2 separate regions of the Mus musculus genome follow, and region 2 is linked to region 1. The links are chromatin loops, found by intact Hi-C in ENCODE. Cell type or tissue: left cerebral cortex. All regions are shown on one strand. Links, peaks and the distances in the headings refer to the core of each region. The heading gives the core; the rest is flanking DNA. Region 1 overlaps Rims2 (regulating synaptic membrane exocytosis 2). Region 2 overlaps Dpys (dihydropyrimidinase).

The links. Hi-C counts contacts between places; a loop is a spot of excess contacts. Peaks named below come from ENCODE experiments on the same cell type or tissue, not always from the same donor. Only the 100,000 strongest peaks of a DNase experiment are listed, where the experiment ranks them.
Region 2: a loop joins it to region 1, with 2.9 times the contacts of the local background. A loop is called at or near these places in 7 of 42 quality-filtered maps.

The regions. Positions count from the first base shown.
Region 1 is chr15:39,674,245-39,684,338 of GRCm38, reverse strand. Rims2 (regulating synaptic membrane exocytosis 2) reads right to left here. Exons shown (of 27, transcript NM_053271.2): 23 at 9,258-9,399; 24 at 4,979-5,091; 25 at 4,608-4,709; 26 at 3,211-3,350; 27 at 1-2,793. The coding sequence ends at 2,575. Among named protein-coding and RNA genes, the nearest start is that of Dcstamp, 67 kb to the left of the region's middle. In left cerebral cortex, for the core only: a CTCF peak has its summit at 8,502 (motif pointing right); DNase peaks (open chromatin) are centred at 4,450 and 5,189; H3K27ac peaks cover 849 bases.
Region 2 is chr15:39,811,519-39,821,612 of GRCm38, reverse strand. The region is part of intron 7 of Dpys (dihydropyrimidinase); the gene reads left to right. It overlaps Gm16291 (predicted gene 16291), which reads right to left. Exons shown (of 3, transcript NR_045788.1): 3 at 9,236-10,094. Among named protein-coding and RNA genes, the nearest start is that of Gm16291, 20 kb to the right of the region's middle. In left cerebral cortex, for the core only: a CTCF peak has its summit at 4,343 (motif pointing right); DNase peaks (open chromatin) are centred at 4,365, 5,249, 7,173, 7,674 and 6 more places; H3K4me3 peaks cover 342 bases; H3K27ac peaks cover 5,028 bases.

The DNA of each region.
Region 1 (10,094 bases), core at 1,418-9,417:
CATCACCAGAATGAATTTGATTTACATCAGTTGGTGTTTGTTACAGGACTAATCTGTCCTCCCCCCACTCTTCCCCAACTGGAATTCCCTTTACTTGAAAACATTCTATGTACAGGGCAGCAGCGGTCACTGCAGTGCTATTTCCATGACTTAACCACAAGTTGAGGTGCAGACATGTGAAAATTAAAAAAAGAAAAGTACACCAACTTTTAAATAAATACTGAGTAATGACAAGTATGTACAAATATTCCACAGTCATGTCCTTCTTATTAAAATGAGGAATAATGTGTACAGGAATATGCAGAAAGTCTTATGTGACTGCATCTTAGTGTCAGGAAAATCTTCTACTCTAAGGGTGAGCATAGACACTACAGGTCTATTAAACCAAATTGTTGCTGGTACACAGGTGTATAAATTATTTCAATTAAATTGGGTTCCTTCTTTTCAGTCCCTCAGCTAGATCCATCTTAGGTCTCAGAAAATCAAGACACGGTCTTGGTGTAGTTCATGTTGCACCACGTTAGGAGAAGGCATTTTGAGTGATAGCTCATTTTAACTTTTGCACCATATCAAGCATGACAGTTTTCAATGGTCAGCATTGAATAAAAAGAGAAACAAAGAACATGTGTGTGTGTGTGTGTGTGTGTGTGTGTGTGGCCTCCATTTAAACAAATGGGATGTAGATGGATTTCAAAAATTATTGCAAGACGTTAAAATCAATCTCCAAGGATGTGTAATCAAAGCGTGCGTAAGAAACAGAAGGGATGGGTGGTTTATTACATTGACCAGTGACATTTCCTGTTGATTGGGGACCTTGACAGAAATTGGACCTTGCAGTGCTACCCAGTGGTAAGAACTGCCTGTAAACCAAAGGTGGGTTTGACTAAGGGATGTAGATTTTTGGTGATGGCATCAAATAACTATTGACTTTTCCTCGAGTCACCTAAAAATTGGAGCTTTAAAATTGTTGCAAATTTATGTTTACTATATTTCTTTAGAAATATAATTTGTGAAAAATTGAATTTTCCTACAGAAAAATGAATTAATAAACAGCCCTGTGTTTCAGGGTTCCACATGTTGAGCAGTGTTTCTATTCACATAGTAAATGGAAATCAGCTAAAGAAACTGCTTTACCAAATTAACAAACAAACAAAACCTAAGACCTACAAATAATACTTAACCCCCTGTATGACTAATGCTGGTGCTAAAAACAAATTTGTTGGACATTACAATGCCATGTGGTTTGAAAATTTTCTTGTAAACTGAATCTTTAAGGTGAAAAAAATTACCATGCACTGTACAATAAACTGCAACTGTTCAGATATCTTCTTTGTCAAATGCGCGCTGACTTGCTGTATGTCCCAAGTCATGTTGCAAAATCCTTCAACATGCTTGAAATAAAGAAAGCTCTCGGACAGATCTGAGAAATCTGTGAATTCAGATGCATCTATGGCTCTGAATCAAATCTGGGCTATAAGAGGGTCGGGTCAAAGACTTGTGGTGTTGAGTAAGACTCACTGAGGAGGGGAGAAAGGAAAGAAGAGGTTAAAAGTGGGAGAAGAAAAGTGAGACAGACAAGAGGAAGAAAGATGTGAAAAATTTGCACATATTGAACATCATAAGATCTGTATATTTAACATGGAAATAAATTGAATATATTATACTTATTGTCACATAAAGAGAATTTTAAGTATCTGCTAGAAAGTATTTTCATTTGTATTGTCTGCCAAAACACAGACTCTGATTAAAGAATAAGCACGGTGTGTCTTTGTACCACCCTGTTGCATTCTCTCCCATTGTAAAACCATGCACTAGTGAAATTTATTTTTAAAAATAATATAAATTGTTGAAAATGGCTGATTTTTATTCTTTTTTTTTTTTTTTTGCAAGTTGCAGCCCCGAGAAAATAATTTAAATATTCAGCTAATCTGTGTCCATGCAAAAAAAGTTTCTTTAATTTCATTCAGTACAGTGCAGTCACAGAATTTTGATTTTCAGAGTCCAGTACATCTCGGCATTAGTGAATGACATGCCTGCCTCCCTCCCGGAGCAGCCCCGGCGGCCGCTCTCCCTGCTGGAGCCCCTCCAGGAACGGTGGCTGACTCTGCTCCTGACCACTTCTTTGGTCTCTTGCTTTTCACCTGATGCTTGCTTCCTAGGTCTTTGCTCCTTGGCCTGTAATGTGTCTTAATGGCTGTAGAGCTCCATTTCTGTGGCATAACAGGGCTTTGGGGTCAGATAAATGAAGAAAATTGATAAAAATATAAAGGAGCCATTGAAAAGGGCTGACTGATTCTTTAAGATTAATCCATGGCTTCAGAATGGACCAAAACTCGAGTGTCATTGAACTCCAAACCTGATAGATAGTTCTTCACAGCTCTGCTCTTTCACCTGAGGGCCTTTGCTAGGGCACAATGTGTACGACTTCCTCTGAGAACACAGGACTGCTTGGTATCCCTAGACGTGGGCTCTGTAGACACAACATCAAGCATGCAGTGTTACCAGGGGCTTCCACCTGTGCGTTTTCTTCTGGTTTTTGTATCGCTGGTTGTTGTGACAACAGTTTTATAGTTGCTATGAACGAGAGTAAGAAGGTCCGGTAGAACTTTCCAGAGACGATTGGGAAGCTCTTCTTGTCAGAGGTGCCAAGGTTGGATCTACTAGGGAGGAAGGAGGGAAGAGTTTGAACCATCCAATCACCATGTTGGATAGTTCCAGTTCATCTAAGAGTATCTGGGCCACTCCCATAAAGGATTTGTGATCCATACGACCATAATCTCCCCAGACAATGATCTGTTGGCAGAAAACAAAAAAGTAATGTTACTATAGACATGCACATCACAGCAGAGAAACCAATCATAACTAAGACAGGAAAATGTGCTTAGCTAATAAGCTGCTGTCAAGGGTGTCTGATTAATGGCACTGCTGCCTTTAATTCCCAGAAGCCAGAGTGACATTAGGAAAACCGCATAATAGTGTAGGGCAAACTGAGCTGGAGTGTAACTCAGGTTCACGTGTCTGCGTCCTTGGTCTTTCCCTTTAAGGGGAACAGCAACAAGAACAGCTATACAGCACTGGCCACTGCCTTGCAGCTGACAGAGAATTTCAGCCATGACGAACGGGGAAGAAATTCACAGAAGAGATGCTAGACTTACAGTGTGGCTTCATGGCCACCCCTTTCTGTGTCAGAGGTCAGCCGTGAACACGTACCTGTAACACCCTCCCCTGGGGGCTCTCCTCGAAGGACAAGAGCTGCTGGTACAGGGGCTCCAGGGTCTTTCTCGCCACCTTGGTTTTCTTTTTGGCTATGCAGACTCCGTTGTCTAACAGATACACCTTGACATACGGTGCTTGGGAGAAAAGAACAGAGTGAGTGATGAGCAAGACTGTGAAGTACCCAGCACATAGAGGGCAAGCACAATGGCTTCATCTTCACTGAAGAGCTGGCAGCACTCAAGCCACTGGCATGCCTTCCACGTCAGAGCCACAATGGACAGTTGTCAGCCATTCAGTATTAAGTATATTGACATAGCCTGTGAGGGTCTTTTTTCTCTCCACAACTCCTTCTTGTAGAGATTTAAATGTGAATTAAATAAGGCAATATGCATCCACTTACAAACAAGATTCAAGAGCAATGTCTTAGTCTTTAAATTACCAATATTTGGATCTCATTAGACATGTTTGAAATGAGGAGGTTTTTTTTTTTTTTTTTCCACTACCCCACAGGGCTCCCTTACTATTCAAAGCATTTACTAACTGGTAATGGTGTGAGTCCAAGCAGGGATGGGCTCTGAGGTGATACATTCAGAAGGAGCTTGGAAATGCAGCTCACTAGGAATTCTATGCCTACAACCTTCTATGACAGACGCTGAGACATGACATGCGACATTCCCATGTCTCATGCTGTTCATTATGGTGAAGATGTCAACTACTCTCAGAATCTTTACAACGTAATTCTAAAGTGGTACAGTCAGAAACATAACTTTACTTCAAAATTCCTATAAGGATTGAGGAGTTGAGAGAGAAATGCATAATTATGTCAGTGTGGGCTTTGGGAACAGGGACACTTTCAGAATCCACATCTTTATGTGCTGGATCTCTCATGCACCAAGCTATGGCTCCGAGCACCTTGAATTATAATGATGCTTGAAACACGTGGCATCAAGTTATGCCAGAGCCTCTTACATACTGTAGGCCTGAACATTTGTCTTAGAGCAGCCAGCATTCATAGTCTATGGGCCTGTGTAGATCTAGTCTATTTTTATTTTAATTCCAGAACTTGAAGGATGCCTAAGGAAAAAAACTGAAGTTCTCAGTAAACCAAAGAATAACATAAAACAGCAGCTAACTGGAAACTACACTTGCAGCACACACTGTGACAATGTGCCTGAGCAAAGGCGGAGGCCTCCGCTGTGCATGTACTTGTACGCTCCCTTCCCCCTTGTCACTCACAGCTCCCTCAGAATGCTGGCAGACAGCTCAGCCCCCACGCACTGTGACAGCAGAGTTCTCTACTCACTTCTTGATTAAGAAGATCTCGGCAAAGAAAGGCACCATTTACACCAAACGACACAGACATAAGAATAACAGACTCTCTTCTGTTTTACCTGGCAGTGTCTTGGAACCTGGTTTTACCACAAGGCCGCGCGCCCGGATGATTTCTACCTCCAGCTGTCCCTTTTTATCCATCATTCCCACCTGAATGTCACCTGGTGGGCACATAGGAAAGAAAAACAGGATGTAGGAAGAATGCTTGTGCCAAAGAACTCTGGGTCAGACATTCTCCAGATATATTCTTATGTCCGAAGATGATCAGAAATCATTTCATTTTTACAAATGAAAAAACTGAGAACATTTACTGTTAAAACCTAAGACTCTTTTTTCTTGCTGGTAATCTTGTTAAAAGTAGCATGAAATTGAGGGAATGTGACTTTCAGTAATCTAAAGGACAGTGAAGTCATGTGACAGAAAGTCTTACCCATTGCAGGAGTAGCCAGGGTCTGGCGTCCCACTAGCTGAGCAGGGCCCAGGCCATCCAGGAAATCACTGAACTGGCTGTCAGAGGCCAGGCGGACCCCAGGGAAGATCAGACTGAAAGCAGAATGACACGTGGGGTTAAATCCTCAGCCTTCCTTGAGTTTTCTGCTGGCCTTGCTGATGTGGCAAGGCTAAGATGCCACTAATATTCACTGGACCCCAACATCCCACAGCACCTCCCACAGATCTCAGTCCATCTTACACTCTCTCGCCTTCCACGCCTGTCAGCAGAAGCACCTACTACACCATGTGGGCTTCTGGTTATGTGTCTTCTCTGGCTTCGTCTTGGGGGTGGGGACTTTTGTCATGGCATGCTTTGCCATGTTTAATCCTCTTAGCTACACTAAGAGACTCTACTACTTATCTTTTTATGGCTGAAAAAATCTGTATCATTCTCATCAGCATATAAACAGGCCCCCATGCCATCTTACAAAAAAACAAACAAACAAAAAAAAAACCCCAAAACAAACCCAACCCCTTCATGGATTGCACTCTCCTTCCCAGTCCACACCCCTTTCATTCCCTGAATCCTTGGAAAAGCCCTCACTTTTCTCTCTTCCAAAGTACCTCTATGCTTTAATCTCTGCCAGTTCTGCATTAAACACCACAGCTGCATCTTTTTACCTCATGTCTTTTGCATGTGTCTGAGTTGGATGTTTCACCCAACTGAGTGGTGTCTGTGTTGGTGCTGGCCAGCCTAGAGCATCTCTGGCTTAGCCCTCCTCTCTGGACCACACCCTTTCATTCCAACAGTTTAGCTGGCTAACAGGATATCTACTGGGCATAAGGTAACACCATCTCCCAATTGCTCAGCAGTAGGCTCGTCTTTATCTATTATGTCTTCTTCAAAGTTTAAATGTTGAAGCCCTAATCCATAGTGTGCCTAATCCATAGTTTTAAAAAGGGGCCACAGCATAGATAAACATAAACGAAGGTTAAATGAAGTCACAAGGGGTGGGGGTTGGGAAACAATGAAAGAGGAAGGAAGGGACACTGAGAACATGGTGTAAGAAGGTGGCCATGTGTAAAAGAGAATTTCTTGGAATCCAAATCTATTAATTTCTTGATCTTGAACTTTCAGCCTCTAAATTTTGGAAAAACAATATTTTTTAATTTTTAAGCCTATCGTAGTTTATTATGGTAGACCTAACAAATCAATGTCATGTATTTTACTACACACATCCACTGTATGAACAAATCTTACTTAGCCTACTGTCAAAAGAGATGCAGAATCTGATCTCACTAATGCTACATTCTGGTCCCTGTCACCATTATGTTTGTGGTACATTACTGTAACACCTACTGAATGGCCCACTCTTGTGCCTCTCAGCAGTAGTGAGTTGATGATATTAAAGGTCGGTCATTCCACTCACTGTAAAGTGAAGTTTTCTATGTTATAAAACACAAAAGCATTCAACCTCACCCCACACTGGTTCTCCTCATCTGTCTCACTCCCTCTCCCTCCCATGGGGCCACAACTCCCTGCTACGGGCAAACTCTTGCTCAGTGCTTGGCTTTGCTTCAGCTTGGAATGTTCTTCTCCAAACATAGCTGCCTTCCGATCATACTTACATTCCCTCCGTTCCCTTATGGAAAATCCTACCTTCATCCTCTCGCTTGTTTGTTTAAAAATGTCATTCTTAGTAAGTCCTGTTATAGTAGTTTAAATACTGTGGCTCAGACACAGATGAAATGCATGCATAGATCACATAAGTTCTTTATAAAGGTCAACAGGATGGCTCGGTGGGTAAAGGCTCTTGCCACCAAACCTGAAGGTTCAAGATTGATCTCCAAAGGTTCCATGGCCCAAGCTGAGAATGGATCCCAGCAACTTGTTCTCTGATCTGCACATGCACACCACAGCATGAAGGTACTCATTCCTCTCTCTGTCTCTCTCAGTAAATGTAATAAAAATTAAAAAGAAAGAAAGAAAGAAAGAAAGAAAGAAAGAAAGAAAGAAGGAAAGAAAGAAAGGAAGAAAGGAAGGAAGGAAGGAAGGAAGGAAGAAAGAAAGAAAGAAAGAAAGAAAGAAAGAAAGAAAGAAAGAGAGAGAGAAAAAGAAAGAAAGAAAAAAGCTAAGGAAGTAAGTGGGTTCATTTGTCCAGGGACGAAGGGATCTGAAGTCAGGTTTGGGAGGTACTTAGCTGAACCTCCCTCATTTATTTTCCTTGTCTTATTTTATCATCGACATTTATGTTATCTCATTTATTTTATTTTTTAAAATTATTTTTCTTATAATTTAATTTCTTGATGAGGTCTCCCTGGTCTCTTGGCCTGCATGGAGGTAGGGTTTGCCTGTTTTGTTTGGTGCCAGAGCTCCAGCTCTTCAGCAGAGCCTAGAGTATTGAAAACAACAGACTCCTGCCAGCCTTAGTGAGCCACCTTCACGGTAGGAGCATTATGTCATCTGCCCAAAAGTATATGTGCCAGAAGCCAAGAAGAGAACGTAGTCTCCTTGTGCTGACTTGGCTCCTGACTCTGAAGCCCACTGTCTTACATTCTGATCTGATTTGCTGGTATGACTCACACCCTCAACTCCCAGCACACCGTCTGGAAGGCTAAAAGGTAATATTTACTGTATGATAAAATTTACGTATCATTTCTTCAATATGATGGTAAACATCTGAGATGGAAGTCATACTTGAATATAAGCCTGCATGTGGAGACCATGAAATAGACATTTTTATAGCCCAGGCAATGGCTCATAAAGATCAGAGCTCAGAGCATGTTTATCTTTAATTTTCTTCCAGAAAGACCAAATTTCTTTAGTGCATCGCACAAGTGTGTCTCATGCGGGTGACTGAGCCACTGCCCTGCTAGCCTTTCACTCTTCTGGACTTCCTTGGAGGTTAGCAAATCTATTTCTTTCCCTTCTCCTCAAGTCTCAAAGATTCAGCCTGTTTATATGGCCCTATTTAAAAACTGCAGAAAAACTGTTCCCTTCCTTATATAATCATGTTGGAGAAAATACCATTGGGTTATGCAATTAATGATAAGCCAATATTTCCTATGGTTTGCATCTGTAAATTGGCTACACGTGTCTGGATGTTGAGCACTCCCATAGCGATGGCAGAGTGGGCCCTGAACCTCACCTCATGGTCCTCTCCCTATGGGTGCCCTTTGCACCTCACCTATAGATAACATGCTATTTGTTAGAGACAGGACTACCCCATGCTTGTGAACCTTTCCAAATGTCCTACAGCAGTGGATTCAAAGCAACGCTACATAGAAAAAGGCTTACCAACTTTTTGTTCCCATTGCCCTTTGAGTGTTGGTTTCACATAATTAAGATAAACTATATAACTTTCAGTACATAAACTAATTATGAATTAAGAATTCTAGGTTTTTCAATAGCATCTCTTCAACAGATCAAAGATTTTTTTACGTTAAGAATTGTTTTTATATTACTTTGTGTATGGGTATTTTGCCTGCATGTATTTCTGTGCAGCACGTGCATGCAGTGCCAGAAGAGACCAGAAGATGGCATCTAATCTAGAACTGTAGTTAGTTGGGAGCCCTAATATGGGTAATAAGGATGAAACCCACGCTTTGGGAGAGCCTCAGTCAGTGCTGTTAACCTCTAAGCCATGTCTCCAGGCTCCAGACCAAAGATTTAAAAATCCTAATCCTGGGGCTGGAGAGATGGCTCAGCGGTTAAGAGCACTGTTTGCTCTTCCAGAGATTCTGAGTTCAATTCCTAGTAACCACATGGTGGATCACAACCATCTGTAATGGGATCAATGCTCACTTCTAGTGTCTCTGAAGAGAGGTGATAGTGTACTCAGATACATAAGTAAATGAATAAATCTAAAAAAAATTAAAAAAAAAAACTAATACTGCCCACACAGTGTGTGGCATGTATGCTCATTGTTTCCGTGGCTTTATTTATTATTTTAAGCTAGGACAAACTATTTTATTTGTAGATAATGTTGAGAGCCTTATCTTAGCATCTTGTCATGGAATAAAGCACTTTATCTCCCCCAAGGTATTTCATTCAGAATAAAAGGCTAGATATGCCAACTGCTCAGTGGAGGGTGAAACAGGTTCACGGAATCAGCCGGGAGGATGGAAATGGGCCGTGAGCAGTGTGAGTTAGCACTGTGCGAGCAGACCAAGGGTGAGAGGCTGGAAATGGGCCGTGAGTGCTGTGAGTTAGCTCTTGTGTGAGCAGACGAGGCCCGGAGGATCTGCCAGCAGGGCATGGGTGCAGCCATACTCACTTTCCTTCCGAGCTATAGCTGTTCATGCTGCCATCTGTGGATTCCCGGCTGGCCTGGCGGGTCATCCAGTTCCTCATCTCCACTGCTAGCCCGGTCTCCGTGCTTCTCTGAACAGTGCTCCGTAGCTTTTTACCTCCTCCTTCTGTGAAGACAGAAATCCAAAGGCATCACAGTTTTGTCACTGCTGGTTACAGAACGGGCCGGGCCGTAAGCACCTGGAGGCTGCAAGTGAGGAGGGCTGCAGACCCGCTGTGTTCTTAAGGAGACAGAGGACCGCTATTTAAAACATGTCTAAACATCTCGAGAATAAGCAGCACAAGGTAACACTGTTTATTTCCTCTTGAAACAGTGTTCAACCCATTAGCATAGGAAACAAAAGGTTCAACCTAAGAATAATAAAATAAACTTTGTTTTCATTGTAATATTTTAATTATCAGATTAATTTATGCTTCTTCATTTTGGTTTTCATTCTAACATTCAAATGCAAAATTAACTTATGCTTACCTTTCTCCCCAGTCCTTTTGTCTTAGTGAAAGAAATAGATCTTCATAAACTTACAAAGAACCAGATGGTGAGAGATACTCAAGTTTTAGCTTTACCTTTTATAAAAAGTTTTTTAGGGTAGTGGATATGAAAAGGCAAAGAAAGCTATACAAAAGGGATAGCCTTACTGGATGCAGTTTTGCATTTGTTAATAACATCCAGAATGAGTGCGTAATATAAAATTCCTGAAGTGTCATGTGAAGGACTATTTAAATTCTTAGCCTTGGATGATGAGTGTTAAGGTGTCTGCATCCAGTGGAGCCCCCAGAGGACCAGAGCTGAAGAGGGGAGACT
Region 2 (10,094 bases), core at 937-8,936, 140 kb before region 1:
CACCTCTAAAAAAACGCTATTGAGTGGATTTGAGTTGCTGGGCTCTGCTTTTTAACCTTCCACCTGGGTGTCTCAGCAGGACCCACGGTGAGAGTCCTTGGCTGGTTTGAGTTCTGGGAATCACACCAGCTCAGGTACAAAGCGTTGTCTTTCTCAGACAACTGGACAAAGAGAAATGACCGGAATGCAAGGCTGTGAATAATTCACTCACTTCTTTCCCCACCCTCTGCTGCTTGGAGGGTATTTATAGGTTGTGATTATGTCTCCCTGAGTCATGCCCGAGGCTATACAAATTTAGATCACTTTCTCACAAGCTCCAGTTACTAATCTCTGTAACATTGTTTTGTCCCTCCTGTCCTCGTCACTTGCTTCAGAATGGTGCATAATGGTCCAGATGTGTAGTTATTTTTTTTTAAATGGTCTATATATTACTTAAGTTTCCTCCAGTTTAGTCCAAGAATAACTGACTTAAGGTCAAACTCATGCTTCTGTTCTCCATAGGCATCTTATTCATAATGTTAGGCATTTATTCAGTTGTTCATCTCTTTTATTTGTTCTTCACCTATCTTTTACATAACAACCATTCTTTATATAATAATGACTAAAAAAGTTAAATATTTGAAGTTGTTTTTGGTGAATATATGTATTCAGCCTTGTGAGAGCTAAGTCTTCATTACTATGACACATATGTGCTAGCACTACCAAGTCTTCCTGATCACTCCCCTGCTTTCAATCCAGTTCTGCTTATCATGACTATCCCAGTGCCCGAAGCAATGGAAAGCAACACAGGTTGGAAGATTACCATGAAGCAACTTATGTGGACATATTTTATAAGCTAAACTAATCCTGTTGATAGCCTTTGCTTTATGGAGGAAGCCCCATGGTCAAACCACAGCACTGCATACACTAGATGCAATGTTGCTGCATACACTAGATGCAATGTTGCTACATACACTAGATGCAATGTTGCTGCATACACTAGATACAGTGTTGCTGCATACACTAGATACAACGTTGCTGCATATACTAGATGCAATGTCCCATACCTGTAATTTCAGAATTTGGGAGTTAGAGGCAGGAGAATCAGAAATTCACGACTGTCTTTGGATACATAGTGAGTTTGAAAAGAGCTTGCTAGGAAACATGGTTTGGAAGGGGGCGGTTAAGATGCATTGCTATGATGACCTTATCCTTCTAGTTTGGCTGCTGTTGGGCTTTGCTGAGTATTTGCACTTGGTTATGCTCAGTTCCTTCCCCTGTGTTGAGCAGGCAGGCAAATACACAGGGATTCTGCTGTGCTGACTCCCACAGCCTCTCAGAAACCCACAGATCTTTCCACGTTCTCTGCTTTTGTTATCCCATTGAAGGCAGAAAAAATATTATCAAGCTAATGACCAGGCCCAGTCCTCTTTGGAACTTTTATTTGACATTTTAAATTCTGTGTGAATTTTTTCTCTCATACACCATACGAATTTTGCACTAACATGCAAAATTTGTAGACTATGGAGAAAAAAGAGAGGGGATTGTTGGAGAGGAGGCTTCATGGAATAAGGGATTGGATGATCATTTAAACAACGAGAAAGAATGGTTTGCATAGTTCACATACAAAAGGAGAAGCAGGAGTATCTAGGTTGATGCCAACACCCGCGTTCTCTATTCTTGGCCTGCTTATTATGAGAAAGGTACTCAGTTGGACTCTCTATTCCCAGTCAAAATGTATGCAGATGACCTAGCTGGGACATTTCTGATGCACTACAATATTTTTAGCCTGGCTGCACACACCATCCTCAGCTCTCTACTGTCCTTAGAGATGGAGAATTGCTCTCCATCATCACCTCCTACCTCTTCCTACCCTGCACACTGAATCCTAGTGAGTTCTGCACACCGGCTCACAGTGCCGTGGCATAGTCTTCCTTTACTTTCTGATAATGTTGAGGTGCATTTTTAAAAAGGAATAAGGGTTCCGATGATGGCAGAGAAAACCCCCTTGGTCCCCACAGCCTTATCCCACTATTGTCAACTGATAGAGTGCCACTACTGTCAGAGTCGATGAACTACTATTGCTATATCAGTAGCTAGAGCCCATCCTTCATTCAGGTTTGCTTAGCTCTTACCCAGCATTCATTTCTGTTCCAGGATCCCGTAGTAGATTTCATCAACATGTGTCCTGAGGCTGCCTGAGGTGGGACAATTTCTCTGCCTTTGCTTTTAATCTCTTTGCCAGTGTTAAGGAATCATATTCAAGTCTTTTGGAGAATGTCGTCATTGTGCTTTTCTTTCTGACGTTTTTTTCTCCTTCCTAGCCACAGGTTTCGGAAACAAATAATACAAAAGCCTCACTTTGCATTAGTCATGAAGAGTGAATGTGGCAGATGTGGTGCCACACAGTTGATGCTGTGCTGGGTACCTGGCTGGTGCAGTCTTTGCCAGGCATAGCTATGCGCCAGCATCTGCCCCTTCTGTATGGCACGCTTGGAGAGGAAGTTGCTGCATACAAGGCAAACTTAAGAAGTGAGGTGCTATGCCCTAGGCTTATGTTTGAAAAGGTACTTTGGAACTTGAGCTTGGTCAAGCTCAGCCCAGTAGCATGTCGGAGAATGTGGTTGGGCAAAGTGGAAGAGAGCGGCCTTCCACATGGCTCAGGAGGCAGGAGGGATTTGGCAGTGGCTGGGAGACACTGGGAAGATTGCCTTCAGTGACAGCTGTGCTTCGGAGGAAGTCAAGGGGGGCATCCCCTCACTCTGCTCTTTTTTTTTAATTCTTTTTTTTTAATTAGGTATTTTCCTCGTTTACATTTTCAATGTTATTCCAAAGGTCCCCCATACCCACCCCCCAACCCCCTACCCCCCCTCCCCCTTTTTGGCCCTGGCGTTCCCCTGTACTGGGGCATATAAAGTTTGCTCTTAATTATTGTACAGGATCCTTCAATAGTAACAGGATGCAGAGATGTATCCGTAAAAATGAGATTTTTCCAAGCGTGAGAGAGGATGCCCTGCTGGACTCCTTTCGTTCTCTTGAAGCAGACTTTGACTTCTGAGGCTGAGAGCTGTTTCTCAAGCAGAAGTAGCTGGAGCGTGAAGAGAACTGCTCTCCTGTTGTGCTCTCAAACGCACTCTGGGCTGTTTCGCCTTGGAGACAGGTTCTGAGAGTCCAGGCTATACTGGTCCTTCCTTTGGTCCAGGAAGAGGAGAGGGAATATAAGATGAGATAGTTTACTCTCAGAAGGGATGTGTTAAAAATACCGTTTGACAGCCACCAAACCCAGACACTATTGCATATGCCAGCAAGATTTTGCTGACAGGACCCTGATATAGCTGTCTCCTGTGAGGCTATGCCAGTGCCTGGCAAATACAGAAGTGGATGCTCACAGTCATCTATTGGATGGAACACAGGACCCCCAATGGAGGAGCTAGAGAAAGTACCCAAGGAGCTGAAGGGGTCTGCAACCCTATAGGAGGAACAACAATGTGAACTAACCAGTACCTCTCATTGTTGTGTCTCTAGTTGCATATGTAGAAGAAGATGGCCTAGTTGGCCATCATTGGGAGGAGAGGCCCCTTGGTCTTGCAAACTTTATATGCCCCAGCACAGGGGAACGCCAGGGCCAAGAAGTGGAAGTGAGTGGGTAGGGGAGCAGGGTGGGGGGGGGAGGGGTATAGGGGACTTTTGGGATAGCATTTGAAATGTAAATGAAGAAAATACCTAATAAAAAATTTTAAAAAAATGAAGCCGGGCGTGGTGGCACACGACTTTAATCCCAGCACTCGGAAGACAGAGGCAGGAGGATTTCTGAGTTCGAGGACAGCCTGGTCTACAAAGTGAGTTCCAGGACAGCCAGGGCTATACAGAGAAACCCTGGCTCGAAAAACAAAAAACAAACAAACAAAAATACTGTTTGAGAGGTTCAGAGCAGAGCGGTCCTGCATGAGGCCAGAGGGAGGTGTACTGTCACGTCACGTGGGATGAGAGTGGGCAGAGGATCCGTACCCGAGAGTCGAACTGAAGCTGAGGCAGAGTAAACTCAAGCACGGGGGAGGAGCAGGCGTCCAGGCTGCCTGAAGAAAGAAGAGAAGGCAGCCAGATGGCCTCCAATGTGAATTGTGTCTGTCATAGACTGAGCTGAATGTTCACAAAGTTAGCCTTGTGGAAAAGAATTATTTAATCAAGGGAAGAAATGGATTTATCCTACGATGGTGATTTTAACATTAGTTACAGTCCAGTGTTATATATGATTTCTGTTTTAACATATAATTAGACACTAGATGTTTTACTGCAAAATTCCTCAAATGCTTTTAGCATAAATGACAGAAGACGGCAATGTGCATTGAATCCCATATCCTGAAGGGGGCGCCCACAACCCGCACTGGGCTGCCCGATCTGCTGGTTATGTAAGGAGGCAGCCTCCTGAGAGAGGAAGCGATTGCTAACGCTCTGGGGGCTACATGGTACCTAGATGTTTCTGTGTGTTTGTTATTCCTGTTGGTTATTAACGGCACGTAGAAAACAGTGTGCTTGCCACATAGCCTGCTGCCCTAAAACCGGGTTTCATTAATGTCACCAAAGGAGGTCAGGAGAAAGAAAAGCCGGGCATCCACACTTTTCTCCTTCTGCTGCTTGTTTTGTAAATCTATAGAAGCTGCATGGTTCCAAGAGTGAGGCACTGACATCAGTGTGCTGATGGATCTCGAGAGAGGACTGGGAGTGGGCGTATGAGGGGAAAGGTAGGAAATCCTGATGAAAGATGACCTTAGACATAACAAGCCTGTAAAGAAAAAGTCCCTGCAAAACCAACTGCAATACCTCCTCTGTGTCATTGCACATTTAAAAAAAAAAAAAGGCTGCATTTAGTGCAAAGAGAACATTATCAACTTTTTTTTTTCTGCTTTGGAAATGAAGAGTCCCCTGTATTCAGTTTGACAGCTCATTGAGCCTGTGTCTATCTCTTGTGACAGAAGTGTGTGCCCTGTGCTTCACTGCTCCGGTCAAAGCTTTAGAGTTAAGGACATAGCCCTTTATCTAGTTGTTTGGCCTTTTTTGGGGTAGAATATTCTGGTACTTAGCTTATAGAGAAGAAATCAAGAGTGTGGGTTTCATGTGATATTGAAACAGAATTTTAAGGTGTCATATGGTTGAAACAGAGATCAGTCAAAATGGCCAACCTGTTAAAACTCTGATCAGAGAAAGGGGAATGTGAGCTGCCTGCAGGTCTGCAGGAGCAGCAGCAACTCGTGGTCTGGCAATTTAAGGCTCTCCTTTGAGCTCTGGTTCTTTGGTATTCATTAAAGAGCACTTAGTTACTATGGAAACTGTCCCTTTTCTGTATTTATGAGCTACAGGGCATCTCACAGCATCTCAAGCATACCAGCACAGCTGACTACTGTGTGCATTGAAACATTTGATGAAGACTTCTAGCCGCTCTGTATTCTGCAGAGGAGGCATATTTTTGTTTCCAGTTATTTGGGGTTTATTATTTTTTTTAAACTCAATTACAGCAAGCTTTGACCTTGCATTCACCATTCTGGAAGGCATTGTGCTGCCTCTCCTGCTTAATTTCCGTCCTTTTCTCAGTGTAGATAGAGATAAACGAATTTAACTTTGTATTCAGTGAAGAGTAATGACTTGAAGATTATGAATGTGCCCCTGGGTTCTGCCTAGGAACCTTTGTATGAAATTGAGCAGGAGAGGGATGGTTCTCTAAGGGACATGGAGCAATAGGGAGTAAAAAGCATCATGAACCAAACAGTGAAGCTTAGGGTGTGTACATAGGGTCATATCATCAGGGAGAGCTTCAAAGAGACCGCTTGGCATTTTCCTTGGAGAAAACTAGATAACTCATTGTGTGCTATCTAATTTCTGAACTGTAATTCTTGTCTTCTTCCTCCAAAGAAGTATATGCATACACATGAGAGTGCACACACACCACACACACATGCACAAGCACATACATAAGCACACCTAAGTACACACACAAGCACACACACAAGCATACACACACCACACACACAAGCATACACACACCACACACACAAGCACACACACACCAAACACAGACAAGCACACACACAAGCACACACACAAGCATACACACACCACACACACACACACACACCACACATATACCACACACATAAGCGTACACACACAGAGAGAAGCACACACACACACCACACACAAGCACACACATAAGCATACACACACCACAACACACCACACACACAAGCACACATACCACACACACACACCACATACACACCACGCACACAGCACACACACAAGCATACACACTCCACACACTCAAGCACACACACAAGCATACACACAAGCATTTACACACCACACACACACCACACACACAAGCACACACACACACACACACCATACACATAAGCACACACACACACACACACACAAGTACTCACACAAGCATACACACTACACACACACACACACACACACACACACACACACACACACACAGTCTGTGATTGTTTTGAAAAGCTGGTCAGCATAAAGATTAGCTTTTCACACCAGTGCTGACAGACTCTGTAAAGAACTGTTCTCCCAGGCCCCAAAGCTCAGTTGTCCCAGTTCATGTGGTAGAGAAGAGCAATGTGCACTCAGGGCTTGTGCAGGTGCCTACGTAGAAACGATGGTTACACCATGATGTCCTTGCTGCGTTGTCATGATGCAGCATGGTGTTGGGACCCACAGGTGGGTCTGCACAGTTGGAGGAGCATCCTCCACACAGTTCTTACTACAGATGTGTATGCTCCCAGGACAATTTCTTGGTGGATGATAATTATAGAGATGTTGAGGTATGAGCGTTATTTTTTTATTGTTATTAATCCACACGAAATCCAGCCTGTTATTCAGGCATTGGGGTAGTAATACCCTGGTGGGAGAAGAAACCTTTTTATTAAAACTTTTCTTTGAAAAGGTTTGAAGCTAACAACTTTGTCTTTTCTGAGCTGGTTGTGGCTTTGAGAGTGCTACTTGGTTAAAAGGAACAGCATTATTTTTTTGTTTTGCAACATTGCTGTCATAAGGACGCTGTACACAAATCCTCAGCGTATACGTAATGCTCACAGTACTTGGTACACAGCAGTGCCCACGCACCAGCAGGGGCCAGTGTGTGGAATGGGTGGGAGCCGTGGCTAGCCATAGCTGTCAATCAGAGCTCATTGCATAATGGCTTCATTCAGGCAAGAACTGGATGAGTGTAAGAAAGTGATACTTCACTTAAGGCATCTCCTGTCTCATAGACACGCCCAGTTTTTACCAAGAAAGACGGAAACTGAGACACTCTCAGGCTTCTTTCTGGCTACGACAGCCTGGTGGAATCGGGTGCTCCCAAGAGTTGATATCCCTTAAAAATGATTTGGAGAGAAACTACTCAAACAAACCACCTAAGATTATTTTATGGCCTTTGTCAGACAGTTGCTTATTAAGTTTGGACGGTTCATGAAGAGAAAGTCTAGCTCTTTGATAACACACAGGGGTAAAATATTAACCACCATGTAGTGCATGTTATTTATTTAAACATGTTCTTATGCAACTGAACCTTTCAAGGGAACTAGAAATGATTTCTGAGGACCTCCTTAGCAACGGCTGAACTGTTCTGAGGACCTCCTTAGCAACGGCTGAACTGTTCTCCACGAGATGAAAGCGAAGCAGGTCAGAGGTGACTTTCAGGGACCAGCCAATCCTGAGAGGTTCTCTTTGCCAGAGCAAGCAGGGTTTGTGTTCAGCATTAAAACCAGGCCAAAGCATAAGGTCCAAGAGAGGCTGTGTAAGAGGCACAAGCTCAGCTAAGCTACTGTCTCGTTTCCTTCCCACCCAGTGCACACTGGTGTTTTCAGGGCTTCCTTTTGGCCTCGTCGCCAGGACAGTTCCAGGAAAATAATCAATAATTATTTGCTGAGTGAATGAACCAGGTTTTAGTAGCCTTGGACTACTAAAAGTAAATATGTGCTTTTAGGAGTGTGTGTGTGTGTGTGTGTGTGTGTGTGTGTATGTTCTCCCCTCTGAACATTGTTTACCAGCTCTTGGACCCATCTCAAGGTCTACATTTTATAGTTTTTCCCTTTCAGTTAAAAAAAAAGAAGAAGAAATGAATACCAGGCGTTTCTGTTGTCATCTCTAAGGCTGCCCTGATAAAAGCCACGTTCTACAGTCAATGGCTAGAGAGTCATCACCGGCCTGTGCATTATGGTGGCTTATTCCACTCTTAGTTCTAGCTAGTCACCCTGACAACACAGGTTCTAGGTTACAGAGGAAACAAAAAGGAGTTCAACGGGACTGAGGGAAATTTGATGGCAGTACTTAATGGGAATCCTAGGGACCTTATACTTGCAGTGTGCAGGATGAGTCATGGCTGCCTACAAGAGGCTTTGGAGAAAGCCCAGCAAACACAGACCACTCCCTCTAAGAAATGGTCACATGGCAGTGAGAGTTGGAGATTAAGTATTTTAGGGAAAGGCCTTTTGTTTGTTTGCTTGCTTGTTTTCCCAATGGCTTGAACGAGACACCAAAATTTACAATTTAAGATTTTTGTTTGCTATGTTCATTTTTTCCTGTTTGTTTGTTTGTTTGTTTATTTATTTATTTATTTTACAGAGGAGAGGTCCCTTGACTAACCATGCCATCACTGGGGATTTATTCCAAGTGTGAATTCTCAAGCCCTATCCCACACCAGCTTCTTCGTGAAACAGTCATATTTTAACATGACCTACAGGGGTTCAGAGACACACTGAGGTTTGAGAAATTCTGGTTTAGACTCAAAGAACTAAATAAACTTTACAGACTGTAGCACAGTTGGCCCTAGAGGCAGAAGGCCTCACCCATCTTTGCTTATTTAGTCCTTGAAAGCCCAGTGCTGTCTGAACACAGACATTTCCTTCTCCTCTATTGTCATGTGTCCTTTGCTCACTCATTCCATCATGTAGGCCAATAGACTGGCCCTTCCAATGGTCGACACACTAAGCAGAAGGGCAAAGTCATGAGGCCTAACCCCAATTTTTCTACCCAATTGTAAAAGCAGGATCGGCAAAGAGGTTGAACCTTCTGGTTTTTGCCTCAAACCCTGTTTTGTTTCTTTTTAAAGTTTTCTAAATTTCTCTTCATTCAAAACTGGAACAATGAGGTTAAGAGTAACTGTGATGGTTCAATAAGAAACACCAAGGCATAGCATATTAGTTAGCTTTTTAAATCTCCGTGACCAGAATGCAAGATGGAAACAGGGGTGAGAGAATTTATTTTGGCTCACAGTTTTAGGGAGTCCTTGTCATGGAGAGGAAGACATGGCCAAGCAGCCCAGCTCCCAGAAGCAGCAATGTCTGCCATAGACTGTCTACATCACTGTGGAACAGAGAGCAGAGAGGAAAGAACCAGCAGCCAGGCTGTAACACTTAAGGGCTGGGCCCCTACTGGCCTACTGCTGTGAGCCAGGTCCTGCCACCAAAAGGTTCCCCCATCTCCCCCAAACAGTGCCACTATTCAAACATTGGAAAAAAATATTCAAGACATGAGCTTGTAGAGGAAATTTCAGATTCAAACCATGATCCATGGCTTCTAAACCCATGTGAATGTCTGGCGCCTATCTGTGCTGAATTGAAATGAGAAAATATACCAAAAGCTCACATCTCACAGTTAATATAGAGCAAGATAAAGAGTCTCTATAGCTAAAGGAGAAAAGGCAATGCTTAATGGTGGAGGGAAGACAGAGACAGACAAAAAGACACCCATTAACTCAAGACACCATCCTTGTCGTCATTGTGTCTAGCCTTTGCACAGCACATGGCCAGGAGCTGTGCTTCATGGTCTCTGAGAACATCTAGGCAGCCAACTGTGTTGAACAGCCATGGTCCAGGCTACTTGGGAGGCAGAGTATAAAAGGAGTTTGAGATTACCTGGACAACAGGGCCCAACCCATTTCAAAGAAACCAAAAACAAGGGCAGAGGCTGTGGCATCCTGGTAGAGCATTTGCCTCGGATACATGATGTCCCAGGCTCAATGCCAAGCAATAGCAAGAAAATAAAATAGCCCCAAACAAGCACACTGAGTACAGATAAAATTATAAATAAATAAAACACAG